Regions from separate parts of the Homo sapiens genome. Here region 1 is linked to region 2. Evidence: chromatin loops called from intact Hi-C (ENCODE). Cell type or tissue: ascending aorta. All regions are shown on one strand. Links, peaks and the distances in the headings refer to the core of each region. The heading gives the core; the rest is flanking DNA. Region 1 overlaps MYT1L (myelin transcription factor 1 like). Region 2 overlaps MYT1L (myelin transcription factor 1 like).

Region 1 (10,610 bases), core at 1,335-9,334, 420 kb before region 2:
TTCTTTTCCACACTATTTCAATTCTAACTCATCCCTATTACAGGAAAAGAACCAGTCCCAGGACTCTGGACAACTTTATTTTCTAAAGAATCCATTTTCACTGATAAACACAGTGAAGGCTGTGGCAACATGAGCATGTATGTAACTGTGGGTTTTGACTGTTCCCTCTGTTCTGGCCATGATGCACCTGTGTGCAGTCTGTTCCCTTTCCTCCCGTATGGGACAATCTGTCCACCCGTGGGACCCTGTCATCCATTACTTGATGGGAGGTAACAGAAGTGGTTTTCCACAAGGTCACCCTTGAGCAAATGCTTTGTGCAAATCACCATCGGGTATGAAGGGTGAAAAGATGAGTAAAGATGGAGCATTTTGGAAAATTAAGAATCAATCGGGGCCAGGCAAGGTGGCTCACGCCTGTAATCCCAGCACTTTGGGAGGCCGAGGCAGATGGATCACGAGGTCAGGAGATAGAGAACATAAACCCCATCTCTACTAAAAAAAATACAAAAAAAATTAGCCGGGGGTGGTGGCGGGTGCCTGTGGTCCCAGCTACTTGAGTGACTGAGGCAGGAGAATGGTGTGAACCAGGGAGGTGGAGGTTGCAGTGAGCTAAGATTGCGCCACTGCACTCCAGCCTGGCCAACAGAGTGAGACTCTGTCTCAAAAAAAGAAAAAGAGAAAAAAAAAGAATCAATCGGAAGTTAGCAGGTGAAGTAAAGGCAAACAGAAATCGCACATGTGTGGTGCCGTGGTCAAGCACCATGGGCTCTGGGGACAGGAGTGTTCCTTTGGATGCACAGGCCCATGAGGGCTTCCAGGGGGGTGTGGAGTAACAGGCTCCAGCATCTGATATGGAGGCAAGAGAGAATCATGAGGAGGAGTAGAAAGCAGGCAAATGGGAAATGGAGAGGACAGTCTTGTATGCACCTGCAGAGAGGGTGAGATTCAAGGGTCCCTCAGTCTAAAATGAAGGCATGGTAATGTGAATTCAGCCTTCCCAAGCTGCTTTTCGGTGGCTTGGTTGCTAACACCATCGTTGCATGTGACAACCAGCCTTAGCGCTTGCAGAGTAGGAAGATGTCAGGAGGACCAAGGTGAAGTGGAAACTAACAAACCCAAACAAATAACTGGAGTCTTCCTGGTTCCCTATAGCCCTCCCCGTTCCCCAGCCTTGGATTCCTGAAACCATTTCTTTGTGTGGTTGTAAAAGGACTTTATTAATTAACTGACATATTTGTAACATTTTAAAGAACTGTCTGATCCACATCCCAATGAGTTAAATAATTCTGATAGGCAGAATCGAGAAACTTCAATATCCCGTAACAAGCTGTCATGGTCCTGGTTGAGCGAGGACTGGTCTGCTCAGGGCTGTGTAGGGGGCAGGCCCTGAGAAATGTGTCAAGGCACCACACAGGCACGCAAGGGTGTACACCCAGCTTTCAGAGCATAGTCTCTGCAGTGTACGGACCTTACCTAGCAAAAAGGTTCACTCCTTTGAAAGGAAGCCTGTAACATTGTTTGACTTCACAGGGTCCCTGAGGACCTATTACCCATACACCACTGTATCAGGTGGTCCAGGCACAGAGCTCTGAATGCTCACATTCCACCAAGAAACACAACAGATGAATAAAAAAACACAACTCCATAAAGCAACAAACACAAGGCAGGGTAGTTTGTCAGGCAGAGAGGAGAAACCCGCTGGGGCAAGGTGGAGGTCGATCTCATTTGGGAATGACACTGAAGAATACATAGGCCTTTCCCAGGCAGAGGAGGTTGGCTGGGACTTTCTCTTGAGGACAAGAACAAGGCGTGGAGGTGTGAAAGAATAGGTTGGTTATGTGTGGAAGGTTAAGGTGGAAAGATGGGCTGACATGAGGCTGGGAAGACATCAACCCATGCAAAGTTCATTGAAGTGTATCTTGGCAGCAACAGGAAGCATGCTCAGTGTATATGTGGAAAGTTTTCACGGTACATATTGAAATGAAAGGTAAGTGATGCTCACATTCCATGGACGAGGTAGAGAAGACCTCTCAGAGCAGGAGCTGGTGTTTTAAAGAGGCAACTTAGGGCAGGATGCAGCACACTGGCCTGAGCTCACACTAGGTGCGATACGACCTCTAGGAAACCACTTTCCCTCTCCTGGTTTTGTTCTTCTCATTCAACAGCATCCAAATCGCCCAACTGGGGGCACTGGGGCTCAGCATGTCATATATAGGTAGGCTGATTTCTGACATCCCATGACCAGAAGTAGCTCCTAGTGCTGAAACCACAGAACACTGAACAGATTTTAAGGTATTAGCTTCATCATTTTAGGTTCGACCAATACTTTTAGATGAAGGTCCTGCCCAGAATGGCCCCAGCAATGTGATAGTCTCACATGCAGTTTGTTTTCACATGACTGCTATAACAGGCATGCACACACACACACACACACACACACACACACACACACACACACATTTTATTATTATATTTTCTTGAAATTTCTTTCCAAACAAACATGTCTACCCATTTATCCTCCAAGACCTGGCTCAGTGTCTGCCCAAGGTGACATCCAACCACCAGCACTCTCCAGCTGTGGTCCCCACCCCAAACCAGCACACTGGCTCCCGCTGACTCTACCGCACTTGCTCATGCTCTGGGTGCAACACTGCCCTGGTCTCAGTGTGTGGCCATCTGCTTTCCTTGTTCCAGCCCCCTCATAGCACTACATAGGGATCAATACGTGTTTGCTGAGCCTCACAGCTCTCCGAGTGGAGGCTCTCGGGGTCTTATGGAATGAGCCCTGGACCAGGTTATAGGCTGGCTTGAGTCAGCCTCTGCCCATGCTCTGGGAGGCCTTCATCACCACTTCTCCTCCATCTTACCGTGGCATGCTTTAAACGTGTTCTGAGACTATGAGCATAAGGAGACATTTTACAAGGTCTACAATTAAGATTCCTGTGCAAAGTGATGTTATTAGAAACATAGTTCATTGCAACTGTATAGCTGGAGCTAATACTGTTTATTTTAGAAATATGTTTTAAGTACACTATACCTTCTTTCTCAGGCTACTCCCCTTAGTCCAAGAAATTGCTTTAGATAAAAACAAGCCCAAATCTCCTGAAACAAAATCTTCCAATACTAGCAATAGAGGCTAAGAGTCTTCACATATTATGAGTGATTAAGAATGTCCCTTTATTCTCCTAAATGTTTTAGGAAAAAAGTTCAGTTTATGTTGTAAGTAAATTCCAATGACATTTGAGTGCTTTGAATGCATTAACCCACCTGCCCACTGTCCTCTCTCCCTCCCTCCCTCCTTCCCTTCTCTCCTACCCTCCCTCCCTCCCTTCCTTCCTTCCTTTTTTCCTTCCTTCTTTCCTTTCTTTTTAAAAGTTTCCATTGATGTGTAATAGTCATAAATATTTTGGAGTTATATATAATATTTTCATACATGTACACAATGTGCAATGATCATATCAGGATATTGGATAACCATCACCTCAAATATTTATCATTTCTGTGTTGGGAACATTACAATTCTTCTTTTCTAGCTATTTTGAAACATATAGTAATTATTGTTAATTATAATTTCTCTATGATGCCTTTCCTTCCTTCTTTGTGCCTACCTTTCTCCTTTTTGTTTCTTTTTGTAAAAATGTGTCATATGGATAATTGAGTATCAGTTCTCTATATTCATTTGAAAAGTATTTCATTAGTGTTCTGTAAGGTCTTTACAGCAATTTTTTGTGTTTTAATAATGGAGACAAAATATTTAAAAATACCAAGAAGAATGTGAATTATAATTTCACCCACAATAATTTTTTTTGTGGGCGGATAAAAGCAACACTTTTATATTACTGCCTCACCTTTGGACATGTAAACAGCAATTGACTTTTCTGGTGTTTTTCCTTCTTATAACCCAAATTCCCTCCTTAGTAACCTCTCAGACATGCAGCACAGCAGTCCTCACAGCTGGGTACCTCCCGCTGCTGCAGCCACTCTGAGATGTGTGGCCCTGGTCACAGCCCCCCTACCCTGGGGCAGGTGCCTCTGACACTCACTGCAGGTCCAGGCACTGCCTACAGGCCCTGACTGCCCTATGCTCTGAGTGGCTTCCCATTCCCTCCAGACACTGGCTTTGGCTGGGCGACCAGGCCAAAGACTGGTCCTTAGGAGGATTACTATCTGGGGAGGTAGAACATTTAAATCTTCCTGGCATGATACATTTAAAAAGCTACCAAACCATAGCCCCAGTCCTACAGGAACATGATGGAATTTGAGACTTCTCCATGGCCACCCACTTTCTGTATTGGTCTCTGTTGTTTCCAAACATCTCATTTATCAGGGGTCATTTCTAGATGTGTTTTAATCCTTAAGGAAAATCCTTGTTCTTACTCATTTTGTTTTTCTTCTCCCTCACTATTTAGTGTTTTTCTCAATGGCTGAAGGCAGGACCAGGGCCGAAAGGTCCTGCGATAGTAAATAGGCCATTGGTGCCCCAGCAGAGGAATGAGGAGGAGCGTCACCAGGGAAGAGTCCAGAATTGTGGCAGGGGGCAGGATACAGCCCGCTGGGGGCATGTGGACACAAAGCCAGGCTTTGGATTCCGTGAGAGACAGCAAGGGGCCCGGAAGGCACAGGCCCCTGAGAGCTCCTGGGACTGACACTGTCCCAGGATCCCTCCACTGCAGGTGGAGAAGGAGCTGGAGTGGAGAGAAGGGAGCCAGGGGCTGCAGGGGCACAGGCAAGAAGCTGGGGCACCAGGGGTGGAGATGGGAGACACCTGGACGCCCTGGAGGTGCAGGGCCAGCAGGATTTCCTGACCCAGTTGTCATGGGGTGTGAGAAAGAAGCATCAAGGGTGACTTCCAAGAGTTCCTCCGAGCAGCCAATGGAATGAAAGTGCCATTTGCTCAACTAGAAAGACTGGCAGGGAAGCCCTTGGGAGGGACATCCAGAGATCAGTTTAGACAGGTTAAGCCAAGACGCCTGCTTTTCATCTAATGGAGAAATTCGTAGTTGAATATGGGCTTCAGGAGTTCAGAGAAGAGACCTATGCTGGAGATGATATTGTTGAAGGAGTCGAGGCAGAAGCTGTTTATTTTGTTCCTGTCGGAACTCACTAACATGCACACACTAAAGTGTATTCCCCTGAGAGGCCAGTTTGTTTTGTTTTCTACTCTTTTCTTATAGTTTGAGATCTGACCATTACTTTTTTTAAGCAAAGAAATGAGATGGAGAAGTAGCAGTAAAGGGAAGACACCCACCCCTTGGGCAGGCAGCACCTCTGAGAGCACCAGGGCTCAGCGAGGGCGGGGGCAGGGTGAGGCCAGGGAGAGCCTGCCATGAGTGTCCTAGAGGCCCAGAGAACATGGGAGGTCAGGTGGTGCCAGGAGTGGACGATGACAGGGCTGGAACCCAGCAGTGTTGGGAAGAGAGCTGGGCAATAAGGGTGCCTGTCGTCTTTGACTTCAGGCAGGGCAGGAGGGAAGAGAGCTGGGCAATAAGGGTGCCTGTCATCTTCGGCTTCAGGCAGGGCAGGAGGGAAGAGAGCTGGGCAATAAGGGTGACTGTCGTCTTTAGCTTCAGGCAGGGCAGGAGGGCATTACTGCTGCTGGTGGGATTGCTGGGTGGGGCGAGGCCTCGCCAGGATGCAGAGTTCAGGCAGCCGTGTAGCCTGTGAGTGTCTAACAGCGACAGGCAGAATGAATCATGAAGACAATTTTCCCAGCCTCTAAATTTATTTGAATTCTGATATCTCCCTTTGAAGATCTACCATTGATCCACCCACCTAGTAAAAACACCGCTATTATGGGCTGAACTGTGTGTCCCTCCAAAATTCAAACCCAAGGATGTCGTTGGGGTGGAATGAGGTCATGGGCATGGCATCCTTGTCCAGGGAGCTGGCATTTTTGTGAGAAGACTCAGCAATGCCAGAGTGAGGACAGGGCGAGTGTGGCCATTTGACAGCCAGGATGCAGGCCCTCGCTAGAAACCAAACTTTCTGGCTCCTCGATGTTGCACTTCCTCCTTCTAGAACTGTGAGGAAATGATTTCTGTTGTTTAAACACTGACCTATGGCACTTTGTATGGCAGCCCCAGCTGACTCCCAGAACCACCAGATGACCTCAGCGCCTTGGCTCAGAGAGGCCATCTGGCTGGCAGGCTCTGTTTGTTCCCTCTAGGAGACGTGCAGACAGATCTGCATTTAAAGACAAACTGACCTGCAGTGTAAATTCCCACCATTCGAATGGGGTGGGAGCTTTTTAAGCCATCCTTTATCATATCACATCATGGCTGATGTGTGTGAACATTGTTTTAGGAATGTAAGAATTGTCTTTCATTAACTGGAATAAACAAAATGAGAGAGCTCCATAAAGCCTTCCTCAGGTGGGTGTTCTTGGACTGTGTGGGCAACTGAGCCAGTATGCCTGCGGGGAGCTCCTCAAATTCTAATTTAAAAATCCATGTTGTTGGCACTGTGTCCCCCTGTGACCTGGCCAGACTGTTGAGACAGAGAAAAACAAAAGGGTTACTTGTCAGTTCCTTGCTAGATGTCAGAACCCTTCACTGCAGACGTGATTCATGGTGAGAATCCGTAAACACATGTGTACACACACAGACACGGGACCTCTCGAGCCAGCAAGGCCGCGGCATGCTCCCCGGAAGGAGGAAGCGAAGAACACGCAACCACATCCTTGACACGGGTAAGGAGTTTGTACATTCTGACATAATAAACTCGACAACATGACCAGGAAGGGAAAAGAAATGAAACAAGAGTCAGCGTCAGCCGATTTTTAAAGAGGAAGGTCATGATGAGCAGGATGCCCGGCACTGCTTTGCTCAGTCTCGGTGACATCTCTGCAGCCTCAAACTGGCTGGGAGGGGGCACGGCATCCTGACTGAGCTGGGGCAGGAGCACCAGGGCAGGCAGAGACTGTGCTGTACTTTCTTTATTAACTACTTTTGCTTGATTATGTATTGTCCTTAATGTCCTTTTATGGCCACACTTAAAGAATCCCTGAATACATTGAGTACCAATTAGGGAGATTGGCTGTAATTTTTTCATTGCTTGGATTGGCTGTAATTTTTTCATTGCTCGGATTGGCTGTAATTTTTTCATTGCTCGTGTGTCATTTTTGGGGGCAAATCTCAAGTGGAACAGACCTCTGATTCAGTGACAGATCATTCCCTTCTGTCCCTCTTCATCCATCCCTCTATCTGGCACATGGTAGAGACTCACAGATAGATTTGCAAAGGGGATAAATTATTTCATGTGACTGGACAAGACAGCAAGCTCATGACTAAAGGAATGTGATGAGGCAGATGCAGGCAGCTCTCAGTCCATTGCTGTCTACAAACATTGTGTGAGGCTGCCCAGGCTGCTGCCACAAGGCACCAACTACCAGACGGCTTAAACAACAGGCATCAATTCTCATAGTTCTGGAGGCTCCGAAGTCCAGACTAAGGTGCCTGCACATCTGGTGTGTGGCGAGGGCTCCCTCCCTGGGTTGCAGACAGTCTCTTCTGGCCACATCCCCACAAGGTGAAGATGCAGAGCTGGCTCTCTCTTCCTTCTTAAAAGGACACCAGTCCCTTCATGAAGACGCCACGCTCTTGACCTAATGACTCTCCACACGCCCCACCCACCTCCTGACACCATCACATCAGGCTCAAGATACGAATTGTGGAGAGACACAAACATTAGTCCACAGCCCATGTGCTATGTTGTATATGTGCTTTCTAATATTAGATCAGAAGTCATGAATAGATTTGGAGGCAGAGATAAAGGACTGTATGATTTGGGAATAGCAAGACATAATTCTGGCTGGGAGAATCAAAGAGGATTGAATTTATGCAAATGGACCCACTGTGATTCTGCCTTCTTGATTGGAGGAAAGACGTTCAGGCAGAAGGCACTATAGAGAAGAAAAGGGTCAAGATGTTAAGCAAGACGTGAGAGCCTTGATACCAGGCTGAGCTGTGAGGGCTTGCCGGGGAGCACAAATCCAGGGGCTACTGGAGATTACTGGGCTCACCAATGGCAGATGGCACTTGGCTTCCAAAGCTGAATCTTTTGGGAATCTCTATGACAGCTTGGAGGGAAGAGCATGTGGAGAGAATGCAAGGCAGAAGTAGGATGGGAGTCAGCAAGGGAACCAGGCTAGCAGCAATGACCTAAAAGCTGCCTGCATATAAAGCACTCACATCCGTTACCTCCTGTAACCTTCACAACCTTCATGAGATGGCAAGTGTGCCCCCATTTTGTAAGAGAGCAAAGACACTGAGAGATGCTATTGCGGTGCTGCTCAGAATGTGGGCTGCAGTTGAGCAGGGCCACAAGGTCTTTGTAAACCACCATGTCCAGAGAAGCGCACAGCCTGAGAATACAGAAGCTTCTGTAACAATTTGATCTCAATACAAATTCAAGGGCATGGCCATTTCCAAAAAGTATTGTAAGTTATCTTATAAAACAATTAGTCTAAAATAAGTGTGTGGGAATCTTTAAAAATCCTCACCCTTTATCTCCAGATAATTTAGAAAGTGTTGAGCGATAGATGGCCTTGGGAGGCCCTGATCACTGAGCCCCAGCCCAGGCCTGGGTGCACCCCACACACAGGAGACTGGGCTGATGGAAGAGAAACACAGCTACAAATCTACACATCGCCCCGAATGCTTGGGTGCACCATATAATAATGTCCGCAAAGAGACACCTGCTCAGGTGTGCACTAAAACACGAGTTAATCAAAGTGGCATTTCTATTTGCCTTGTGAATGGCTTGTTTGGGTTTTTCCCTCTTCCCTACAGATTTATCTTCATAATAATATTTTACTTAGGCTAATAACTAAATGAGTTTGAATTCCCTAAACATGTGATTCTTGATTTCGAGGCAGGGATGTTGTCAAGGTTCTGTAAACGGAAGGCAGCTCAGGGTTAACAACTGCCGCGGGTTATCTTCAAGCCGAAAACACACACCAGTGAGAGCAGCTTGTTATATATTGGAAATTAATGAAAAATGGAGCTCCTCTTGCAGATTTCCTGGCGTGGTTTTCCAGTTGAACTTTCTTACCATTGATTTCTATTTGTGAGTTTATTACTCAGGCCAAAAAAGTTTTCAAACATTTTTTCTGATTGTTTAATGTTAAACAGCAACTTTTGTTATACGTATTACTATTTTTAGGATAAGAAATTTATGAATAATTTTCATAGGCTATTTGTGGTCTAAATGTGGAAAAACTGACCTTAAAATAAAATATTTTGCATTTTAATCATAGCTGTTTTGCACTTTACATGTCTTCTCTCTTTTCCACTCTGTTCCCCCATGTTGATGTGCAAATTTACAAAGAATGATGCCCCTCATCTCACTGATTATTAAGAGTAAAATGTGTGAAAAGTAAATTTCTGTATTATAGAGGTAAATTACTCTATTATTTCCATACTTTTCATTAGCCCTCATGCCTAGTTAACAATGACAGAAAACCTTATTGATTATTTACGACTCAGGAAATAAATCCTTCTATCCAAAGTCTACAAGTACATGCATCAAATGGATGTGGGCTTGCATGGAATTGGAAAATGACCTTGTTTTAAACTCTATCTTATCTTATAAGTCTGTTTCTAGCATTTTGGAATTCCCATCTGCTATCCCCCCGAATCTCATCTTTTATTAATACTGATTAGAAGAGTAAATCTTCAATGAATGTTGAAGTTAGACATGCAAAGCGGGTATTGGATGCGTGACCTTAAAGGAACTTGAGTGGTGTGGGAGCTTAGGATGTGGTTCTGAAGCCTCTGTCCTTGGTTTTTTTTTTCTTATTTGACATACTTGCCTTAAGGATGGTGTCCATTCCATGATTTTAACTCTCATCTTCACAGCCGAATTTCACATCCCTGACTGTAGCTTGACGGATCCAGGCACCTCCTTGCAGGATATTTCTCCTTCGATGCCCCTGCGTTCCTTGAGCTCAGCACACCCTGACCACACTGGGTCTCTTCTTTCATCTGAGTTCATGCTAGCTGGTTGCACCTTCCCACTTCAGCCCACCAAGCGGTGAACTGCAGGGCAACCTCGGCCTTCCCTGTCCCCTTCTCCTAAAACCCAGCCATTTAGGAAATCCTGTTGCTTCCATCTGGGGCATTTTTTTTCTGTCCATTCCTTTATTAGGTTTCATCCCCCTCATTTCCCCCAGTATGGTGTATCGCCACATCCGCTTCTTATACAGCCTCCAATTTTCTTTCTAGAACATACTAAAGCGTGCACTTTGACGCCTTCATGTGGGTTTACACTCTGCTCCGCTTTTTACCTGTTTGGGGATCTTCGGAATTCACTCCACCTCTCTGAGTTTCAGTTTCCCCATGGAAGTGAGGGCGAGGCCCCTGTGCTTGAGCTTCCTGTGAGGGTAAGGGAGACTGCGAGGCCAAAGTCTGCCCCACGTGCCATCTGTGAAGCAGCAGCTAGCACAGGGCTGTTGCTCCTTTTCTCAAACACTCTTCTCAGACTTTGTGTTTCAGGGTACCATTTGCCCAGACGTCAGCTGCTCCCAGGCACGCCCTGCCCCTACAGCATCTGCACACTTTCTATTCGCCTCCTGGCTCAGTTTCCCCACCTGGCTTGCTCTGGTTCACCAT
Region 2 (10,610 bases), core at 1,536-9,535:
AGAAAACAAGCCCAGGAGTGGAGACAGACCTGTCACCAGCGCGGCCCGGGTCCCCTTTCCCAGAGCCCCTCTCATCCGGCGCGCTGTCCCCAACGCTGGGGCAGCATGCGTGCGTCCTCCAGGGTATCAGGGCACCAGGGCCAGGGGGCAGGGCGGCTGGATGGGACGTGGTGCAGGTGAGAGGCTGACCCAGTGCTAATATAGGCACTGGAGCCGCAAGCCACGGTGTAAATCCCCTGGCCAATATTCCTGCTGTCAGCGGGTGATACCATCTGCATGTCATCCAGATAAACTTAGGTGTGTTCTGGTTACTACAGTTATTGGGCATCATACAACTAATAATGCTTCTTCACTCGCCCAGTTGCTATTTTGCCAGCCATAACTTCACAGTTCTTGCACACTCTCAGCCACAAGGCCCTACAACCAGAACTTTGGTGTTTCATTTGCATGATGACCCTTGCACGTTCTGAGCAACCTGGGGCCTAGCCCATTCCAAAATCTCATCTGCGTCATGAAAAAGAAATTTTTAAAAAATTATGATAAGGGTACTTTTAAAATTATTTCCCATGTATTTTTTGTTATTTTCTAGTGTAATTTAAAAAGAAAAGTGCTGGGAACCAAAAGAAAGAAAGGTGTTTTTTGTTTACAGGTTACATATATCAGAAAGCAAGCATTCCACCTAAATGCCACAAATATAGGCAAGTCTACTTCACACTTTGAAATGTGTAGGTTTTCCTAATACTGGAATATCCTAGACATCATTTTGTAAAAAACCCTCACCTGACTTTCAGGAAACCAAGCCGAATGGGAGACCCTCTAAGAATCTCAGGGACAAAGCCTCCCGGGAGACCCAGAGTGGCTGAAGCTTAGTGACAAGAGCACCCTCCCCCAGGCTGTCAGGGTGTGTGTGCAGCACTCTTGCAGTATCTGGTACTTCCAAGTAGCAGGCATGCCGCCGCACCCTTTCCTAATGAGAGGCTTTGGGAAAGGGAATTCGGAGAGGGCACCGGGCAGGGAGGCTGAGGTGCCTATGGGGGAGGCAGCAGAGACTCCACCCGGGAGAAGGTAGCAAAAGGTGGCTTGGAAAATATCAACGCCCCATGCGGGATCTTGCACTGCTGTATTAGCGTGGGAGAAAGTGCAAAATACGCATACTTCACATGGAATTCCAAAAGAAGACAAAATCACTGAATGTCTTACAAACTGCAGAGTGATTTACAAGAATTGCCTTTCCGTGAATTTTAGGAAATCTCTTTAAGAAATTGGCCAGAAGTGATACAGGATAGTTGTTTCCCAGCATCCCTGGGGGGTTGGTTCCAGGACCCCTGAGGATACCAAATCCAAGGGGGCTCCTGTCCCTGCTACCAGCTGCACACATCCTCTCATGCATTTTAACTTTCTCTGGATTACATACAATTCTTAATACAAAGTAAAGGCTATTGATGGAGTTGTTATAGCGTATTTTTAAAATTTGTATTATTTTTATTGTTTTTTATCATTTTTCTCTGAATATTTTTGATCTTTCATTGGTTGAATCTGAGGATGTGGAGCAGTCGGATGCAGAGGATCAGCTCTGAACTGCTTACTCCTAAGTAGCCTGGTCTCTTTCTGTTTGGAAAGAAAGTTGCAGCAGTGCAGACTAAAAATGGGTATCGAGCCTTTTTCTCCTATTTGAAATGTCTTTATTTTGCCTTTCTCTACATTTCTTTATTGTTTCCCATTTATATGACAACAAGAATCAAAATTAAAAAATATATTTAGGCTGTGTGTGGTGGCTTACGCCCATAATCCCAGCACTTTGGGAGGCCAAGGCGGGCAGATTACTTGAGGTCAGGAGTTTGAGACCAGCCTGGCCCACATGGCGAAACCCCTGTCTCTACAAAAATACAAAAGATTAGCTGGGTATGGTGGTGCATGCCCGTAATCCCAGCTGCTGGGAAGGCTGAGACAGGAGAATCACTTGAACCTGGGAGGAGGAGGTTGCAGTGAGCCGAGATTGCACCACTGTACTCCAGCCTGGGCAACAGAGTGAGACTCTGTCTCAAATTAAAAAAAAAAAAATAGTAATATGTATTTTAAAAAATTTTTTTTACCATGTCTCTGGTGCTTCGGAGCAATACATATTTTTAGAACCAGATCTGTTTAGGTGAAAAACAAGTTTTAAAATTGAAATTTCCATGTAAGTGGGGCAAAGGCTTATTCACGTGGCCAGAATCATTCTGATTTACAAATATGTTTTTCTCCTATAGGTAAGGCCTGATTATACATTTTTGTTATTTTGTTTTAATTCGGGGGATAAAGAAAAAAATCTATTTTTTCATATTTTGTGTTTTACTACTTAAGTCTCCATGATAGAGCTACCATGAAACAAAGGAATGAAAAAAGACACATGAAAGGGGCTTTCTGAGAAATTCTTAGAAGAACTCAAAGTCTCTCCATCTGACATTTGCATTATTACTCCAAATATTCAATGTTGTTCTGTACATTTTAGCTGCTGAGCTCAAAATCCGGGGAGCCTTTGAGGAATGACTCAATTAGATGAGGGCAGCCTCAGAGATCATTAATCCAGACAGAGCTGAAACATTCTGGGAGTCCTTTTAGCCTTCATTTAGAAGACTTTTAAAAAAAATAAATAAGTAGTTAACTCAATCAAGATGAGAGATTGTGCGTCTCTTCCAGGTAGTTCTCCCTTTAGACTGATTTGGAGATAGATGATGGTGGACCCACTGGGTCTTGGCCCGCAGTCATGCTCCTGTAAGATGCTGAGTCACGCTGGGAGGACTCCCAGGCCCTGATGACTGGCTGGGTCTTGCCTCGTGTTCATGCTCCTGTGAAACACTGAGTCAGGCTGGGAGGACTCCCAGGCCCTGCCTCCCAGGCCTGTGGCCTCTGAGCCTCCGCGTGCACTTGCTCTGCAGGTGATGGTGGGAGGTTGTCCTCACTGACTCTGGGTGTTCAACACGTGTGTCTAACAAAAGCATGTGGCAGCTTGTCCTGACCCCTGGACAATGAATGTCTGTGCTGTGGGCTCTTTCCTGGCCTCTGTCTCCAGGAGTCTCTGCCTTGTTTTCTAACAGCATTGATGTAAAGTGGGTTTAGGCAGTAAAATGTGCTGTACTGTGAGCATCCATTTAACTAGAGGCAGCCCTATCCTGAAGAGCATGTCGTGCTTTCAATGCCTTGCTTAGTAGAACTGCAAGCATTTATTTAATTTCCATACTATTTCCTTTTGAAAGAGAGAGGATGGGATGATAGACCCTAGAGGGAGCACTTTCAAGACATTCGTATGAATAACTGGCTACAATACAGCCTCAGTCGGTAGACACAGCTGTTTCATGTACACCACCCTGCTTCAGGTTATGGTTTTGTAAATGGGAGGGAATCCGCACAGCAATGGGTTTATGTCCTGGGAAGGACACATCAGAGGGCATCTGAAAAGCCAGTTGGTGAGCGTCCCAGCTGCGTGATGTGCACCAATGGAAAACAATATGATTTTTTTATGATGATGTATTCTAATGCCTAGATTTCGAGCTCTTCTTTTATGTTAGCCGACACATCTTATGACCTCCATGGACGTGTGGTCAATGCCGCTTCTTACACAGGCTCACAGAGATTGTTTCTTTGGTGGTGAATAGTAAAGACAAGGCCAGGAGCACAAAGGGGACAAGGGGTCAAGTCCAAGGGTTCCTCAGATGCCTCAGATCTGCAAAAGCAACAGGAACAGATGTTTCTACCTGACAAGGGCTCTTGCCTTAAAGTCAGAGTTCCAAATGCTTCTGAGCGTCCCTGTCTTTTACTTTTTGTTTTCTTGTTGTTGCTTGGGTGGTTTTGTTTTGTTTTGTTTTGTTTTTTTAGAATTCGCCTGAATTCTGCACGTTGGCTGTAATGTAAATACTGCTTAAAATATTTTATTATGATTTTTCCATCACCACTCGTAAATGTCTATACAAGACACATTTTTTCAACCAGATAGTAATATGTACAACCAAAAGTTATTTTCTCTTAATATGTACAACCAAAAGTTATTTTTTCTTCAATTCTTCTTCCTTTTTTTTTATTTTTTATTTCTCTTAAATTCTTAATCTCAGGCAAACCCATGACCAGAGATGAAGCAAGATCAGGACTATTTTTGTCTTGAAAATATCCGTGGGGCAGCTCGTGTGGGTTTCAAGATTATTTGTTCATCATCTTCTTTCTCCAGTTGTTTTTAGCAATAGTATCTTTGGAATAGAAAAGAAAATATATACATATGTATATATAACCAAGCGTTTTATTTAATGCAAGTTTACACCTTAACCATCTACAGGAACTTAAAATAGCCTTGCTGTTATTGTTCGTGGTAACTGTCAGGAAAGCAGGCGGGGCGCTAGGTGAGTGGTGCTCTTTCCAACCCCACTCTGCTCCCCAGCAGCCTGAGTGCTGCAGCGCTGAGAGCCGCAGCCTCCCTGAAAGGGAGCTGAGAGGCCGTTTCCATGGAAACCCAGTCAATCTCTTCTGCCATTTCCAAACCCAAGCTGTGCAGCACAGGCTGCCATCTGATTCTATCCACGGGGGATGCTGATTGTCCCACCTGGGCTTCCTTCGTGGAAAAGGCAATGCTCCTAGATGGGCAGATACAAATCGCGTGTTTGTAAATCGATTTCACGCCACGCCCGTGGTCGAGGATCCTGGAGCTGACTCCGTTTGAGAGGCGAAGATCCCTTTTGTTAGATGAACAGTCACTTCCCCATCCATCGACTTCAGAACATTGTATTTTTTTAATGTTGAGATTTCTTAAAGCTAGGAAATTTGTATGTAAATCTATGAGTTTTTAAAGAGCCTTAAATTCTTGAACAGTAACATAAAAATGGATACCAAGAGCGGTTGGAAGGAGGAACCCTTGAAAAGCCATTCTGGGCTGCCTTATGTGGTCTAGAAGCACCACCTAAAGACGGAAAAGCTGAATTACCACCCCCGAAAACCGGGGGCTGGTTATCTCAGGGAGACACAGCCAGTGTTTCCAGCATGTCTCTGCTCTGGGCGCTAGTGAGGACGTTGAGGGCAGCCTGAACTGTGGCGTTCACAGGAACCTATGCAGGCGGGTGGAGAGGCGTCTCAAGAGAAGGAGACGACGTCAGGCCCAGGAGGACTGTGAGCCTTCTCGGGCCAAACAGCTTCCCCACATTCATTCACGCGGCTAGCAAGTGGCACGCCTGGGATGAACGCCCCACCCGCCCAACTCGAAATCCTGGAAATGAGAACAATCCTTTTAAGAGAGAAAAGCCTCCTTCCAATGATTTTTTTCTTCCTCAGTACAGTGAAAGCTCTAAAAATGAGCTAAATCAATATAGTTTTGTTTGTTTTCATGATGAAAAAGGACATTTTAAAAACTTTTTTTACTGAAACCTAATTTGATTTTAAAATTAAGGGCATAGCACTCATCTAACCCCATTGGTGTAGACTTCAGCAGCACACTTGCTATTTTCCGTTAATCTCATAACACAGATACATTTGAGCTTGCAGTCTGCACCTGAGTAGTGCTTATTTAGCGGACTTGGGTAGAGCCCTCCATATGTATCATTAATCTCTTTACATAATCACATTTAATGATGGCCCAGTAATCTCAAAAAAAGCCCTACTTTAAAGACTAATCAATAAACAAAACAAAACTCACAGTGTTCCCCCGCCACCCTCCAAGTTAGCAGTTGTGAGTTGTATTTATACTGAGACCTAATGTTTTCAAAGTAGTTCAGGTTCTCCAACAGCCCCATCCCACCCGAGAAATGCAGCAAGAGTCATCAATTATTTTATTCTACCCTCCCAAATTTTATTAATCCAGTGTTCTTTGGATTTTTAAGATATAAATTGGGAAAGTGCTATTAATAAGCTTTTTAAAAAGGCATATTCTCCTATAACAAGAAGGACACATAAACCAAGCAATAAAAGTATTTGACAGGACATTAAGTTGCCACAGGTGCTGGTTAAAACACCTATTTTCTTATCAAACAATGGATTATACTTTCATAAATGACATTTAAACACATAAAAACTACCACAAAAACTTTTATAGGTAGTAAAAATATGATTTTCACTGAATTATTTGGCTATAATATCTCACTTTAAATTTGAGCAGAAGAGTCAACTTCCTTCTGCCCCAACAAAAAAGAACATCTCAAAAATGTTTAGCCATATTAAAATGAATAAATTTTAAATAAACATGCACTATGTACTTGAATTAGAAAGTTTAAGAATCTTTTTCTTTTCTTAAGCAAAAAGTAATACCAAGTATGTATTGGTGGCTGGTAGGAAAAATTTGTTTCTTGATACATTTTTAATACAGATACATGCACCACGATTAGCTTCTCTTGGATAGAATGATTTTTGTTGCTTTCAAATGTCTTCCTATGTAAGCATATGGGTTTGGAGTTTACCCACATAAGGTGTCATTTGAAAAACCAGCTAGTTAAGTTCAGTCATTTATTTTTTAGACAATAATTACTTAGCAACTGACTGAATAGTCTTACGATCAAACTTTAAGTATATGTGAACAGCTGTTACTTGAACAAAAATCAGGTCTAACAATTGGATTTGGAGTTGTTGCTCATGATATGCAGACGCTGTTTGAAATACCTCATCACTGTTCTGCCCCAAACTCCTCTTTTAAAATCCCCAGTTCCCCTTAGGCTGAAGAGCAGTGATGGGAGCACACAGAAGAACCCTTTACTGCTTCTTCACTCAGTGACCCTCTCATTCTCCCCGGGAGCAGGTCATAAATTAGACTTTTCCTCTAATATGATGTGGAAAACATCCACTTCTATACCCTGAGATCTAGAGTTCTGTTCCCTTTCTTAGGACTAAAGGAGAGTACTGAAAACCATTTACACATCCAAGTATCAAAATGTGACATTCATACACTTAAAATTCGGCCAATGTCATGTGTTCCCACTCTAATCCCTGCCATTCTCCTCTGATCTTGAGAAAGCCCACCTGTAAGCAAGCACTTTGCCGTCCTGGTCTCAGCCCCCAGTACCCTATCCATAGTGACTTTCTGAGTGGAAAGCAAATTGAAATCTCTAGGAGCAGTAGACATGTATTAAAATATTTTTAAATTGTGATTCTTGATCTTGACAAGAATTCGGGTACTCACTGAGGTGGGAAGGGGCATGGAGTATGCTTTGATGCTTCCTACTAGGTGTAATATTGCTCACTAAGTTGCTTTCTCCTTGTCATTTTTGGAGAATTACAAATGTAATGGAAATAAAGGGAATTTTTTCTTAATTTTTACATTCATGGTGGGCGCAAATGCAACTGAAATAGCTCAAAGTGAAAATGTGTTTGCGGTGTGATCTCATTATTCTTGAGACAGCATAGTTAAGAAGTTGATCTCATTATTCTTGAGACAGCATAGTTAAGAAGTTATATGGAGGGCAATATAATTATAAAGCTCTTTTTCTTAAAAAAAGTCTCTGATTAGAGAAATAGCAAGACCTTAATTAAGAAACGGGATGGGGTTGCCTCGGTAGGCTTCAGCAGATGAGTGTATGTCCCCATGAACTGTTCAGAGCCTCTCCACTGACTGACCTGGTGGATCTGAACTGATTTATGTTCTTCATGTCGCTCAAGAGTAACAACTATTTTAAGGTCTATCAAACCTGCCTGAGTGCACAGTGGTCATCGGAAAGACAGTCGGCCTGCATTCCCATGGTCCAGATGCGGGTCGATACCCTCACTGCTCCCTGGGACCACCCAGGCTGGCCGCAGCCCTGGCCAGTCTGTGGAAGGGGTGCCTTTGCAGTGCTGGGGTCTGAGTTCAGACTAAAACCATTCTCTCAGACCCCAGGGCATGTCTGTTCATGTGTGAGCCTTGCTTCCCACGTGGGCTGGTGCAGTAACAAGCCCTGTGGTTGCTGGCTCTGCTGAGCTTTAAGAATGAGGGGAGGAAAGGCGGGCTGTTAGGAGGGAATACAGGTTCTAGAATGAGCAGCCTAGGGACCAAAAGTGCGGCATCTGCTCCAGAGACTGTGGGGAGCGGAGCAGCCACGAAGCTCCCGGTGCTCTGGAAGGTGTGTGTGTGGTCATGGTGACTTCCAGCTCCATGAGGGAGCTTCCGGCTCCACTCAGCCTCTTTCAAGTAGGAAGTGAAGCAATAGAGTTAGTTTGCTTTTTGGATTAAAAAAAAGTTAATTGTTCAGGGAACTTTATTTCTTTCCATTTTAACACAATTTGCATTTTTTATTGTAGGTGCCCCACGCCTGGCTGTGATGGTTCTGGACATATCACCGGCAATTATGCTTCTCATCGGAGGTATGTAGAGATGCTACTCTTCTCTCCAAAATGCTCTTTCTCACTGAAATGGCAGGAATATCACTCACGTCAGGCTCCAAGCCTTGCGAAGTTTGACACCATGGGCAAAATTAAGGATCTAGAGACTCTTAGCGCCATAAAGCAGTGACGTCCTCATTGGAGCTTCTCTTAGAAAGCAAACCTTCCTTTTCCAGGGCCACTGGCTCCTCTCAGGACATCTCACATGCAGTGCAAGTGGCCCCACTGAGAAACATTCCACCTATCCAGCTGCACTTCTTTCTAAATTGGAAGAGTAAAGGCAAAAGAACAGTATCTACTATAAGATCCCTGAGAAAAGCCATCAAGAGACACACATTCTAATGCCACTGAGAGTTGGTCTCTTAAATATTAAGATTGGACCACAAAGCTGTACAGTTATTCTAAGCAGAATGTAACATTAAGAAGCACTTAATGTTACAAAGTCTAGGCACTGTCTCTCCCAAAAAGAAGGTACTGTCTAAAATATAATATAGAGATTTCATCATGTGAGATAACAAAAATTCTATACCACTTGACATTCAGTAACTACTGGATTAACATGGAATTTAGGACAGGCACTATTTAGCCGAGAATGGAAAGAAATTGTGGTACTATTCGAGAAAAAATTTACCACTTGTTAAAGATGGTACACCAGACTATTCAAGCGGGGTGGGCAGGGCAAGAGGTCCAGGCGCCATGCAATGAGCTCCTGTAGTCGGGGAGACTGGACTCAGCTCAAACCCTAATGAGGACAAGTGGGGATTTACAACCAAGGAGCAGATTGGGGTCAGTGGATGGAAAATTCCCCACGGGAAGCACCAAGGAGAAGGGATTTCTGGCCAGACGGACTTGATGGGATCATTGCTGTCATTGCTGATGGCCGGCCAGGGTGGTAGGATATCCAAATGCTCCGACACTGATGGTGGGGAATTGTTCTTAAACTGAGTTAGCAGGATTCTTGCTCAAACTGGATCCTACAAGCACAGAGAGGGAAGCCAAGGTCGGGTGCATTCTAGTAAAGGACCCAGAGGAGCTCAACTAAAGTTTTGGTCAAGAAGAAAACCTTTGTGAACATATCGTCCACACAAAGGCGAATCCACTACATGCTGTGAATGGTGAAGTCATGTTTAGATGTACCAACAGCCAATGCTGAGGTAAAGACAAGAATGTTTCTGAAATAAGACCGATTTAAAGTGAAGTCTCCCTGTATGGGAAACAGTGCTGCATCTATCAAATAAACGAAGTTGTAAGGTAGCTGCTCCCTTTCAGCTCTCTAAATTTTAGCTTATAAAGTACGCAGTCCAGACGCAGATGAGGCCTCCTGCTTTTAACATACTGCTTGCAATAAAAAAGAAAGAGAGAAAAGACAGGGAAGGAAGGAAGGAAGGAAGGAAGGAAGGAAGGAAGGAAGGAAGGAAGGAAGGAAGGAAGGAAGGAAGGGGGAGGGGGAGGGGAAGGGAAGGGAAGGGGAAGGAAAGGGAAGGAGGGAGGGGCAGGAGGGAAGGGAGCGAGGGAAGGGAAGGAGAGAGGGAGATAAAGGAAGCTAGGAGAGTTAAAGACACTGTCAGCAGTGGATAATGGCCCCCCCCTCACCACCCCGCCCCCTAGAGCACGGTTGTCTGTACAGAGTAGCTGAGTGAAACCTGCTATCTGTCCCTGAGTGACCAGATCCCAACAGTCAGAGTGGGGGACCCTCACCTGACTGGCTGGCGTTTTGGATTAGAAACAGAACTCACAGGATGATTGTTTTGTCATTAAAATCTCACTGAAGGTAACTCGCTCCTGTGCTCACATCCCAGCCATTTGAGAGCTATGTTTAAACAGCACGTGTCTATGAAAAGCACACATTGTGAATGCCACCAAAGAAAAATGAAGCATGCAACTTGTGGGAGGATTCTCCAGACTCCGTGCCAACGTTGCAAGCTCTTCACCCAGATTCCTCAGCCTCTGCAGTGCTGGCAAGTGGGGGCAGATGGCTGTTTGCCGTGGGGGCCGTCCTCCGCACCGTGGGACCTGTGCGGCACCCCTGGGCCTCACCCACCAGATGCCAGGAGCATCCACCCCTTCGTGACAACCAAAGATGCCTGCAGTCACTGCTGAGTGTCCCCTGGGGGGACCACTGCCACAGACCCAGGGCAGCAGAGGGCTTATGACATTGATGTGGCTTCACCAGGCAGCACAGAAACAGCCACCACATTTGGTAGAACACGAGTGAGTCGCGCCGTCCAACAAGATTGCCAGAATTAAATCACTGGTTTAGATTAAAAAAAAATTTGTAAAACTCCAATTAAATATACAAAGACAAGAAC

What was found. Hi-C counts contacts between places; a loop is a spot of excess contacts. Peaks named below come from ENCODE experiments on the same cell type or tissue, not always from the same donor. Only the 100,000 strongest peaks of a DNase experiment are listed, where the experiment ranks them.
Region 1: it touches region 2 in a loop (4-fold over the local background); 1 of 110 quality-filtered maps calls a loop at or near these places.

What each region holds. Positions count from the first base shown.
Region 1 is chr2:2,267,052-2,277,661 of GRCh38, reverse strand. The region is part of intron 2 of MYT1L (myelin transcription factor 1 like); the gene reads left to right. Among named protein-coding and RNA genes, the nearest start is that of MYT1L-AS1, 47 kb to the left of the region's middle. RefSeq lists an enhancer at 4,170-4,801. In ascending aorta, for the core only: no CTCF peak of the experiment used is centred there; a DNase peak (open chromatin) is centred at 6,021; H3K27ac peaks cover 1,596 bases.
Region 2 is chr2:1,849,314-1,859,923 of GRCh38, reverse strand. It overlaps MYT1L (myelin transcription factor 1 like), which reads left to right. Exons shown (of 25, transcript NM_001303052.2): 19 at 8,221-8,283. It overlaps LOC107985838 (a long non-coding RNA gene), which reads right to left. Exons shown (of 4, transcript XR_007086191.1): 4 at 8,260-8,326. Among named protein-coding and RNA genes, the nearest start is that of PXDN, 110 kb to the right of the region's middle. In ascending aorta, for the core only: a CTCF peak has its summit at 4,941; a DNase peak (open chromatin) is centred at 5,027; H3K4me3 peaks cover 773 bases.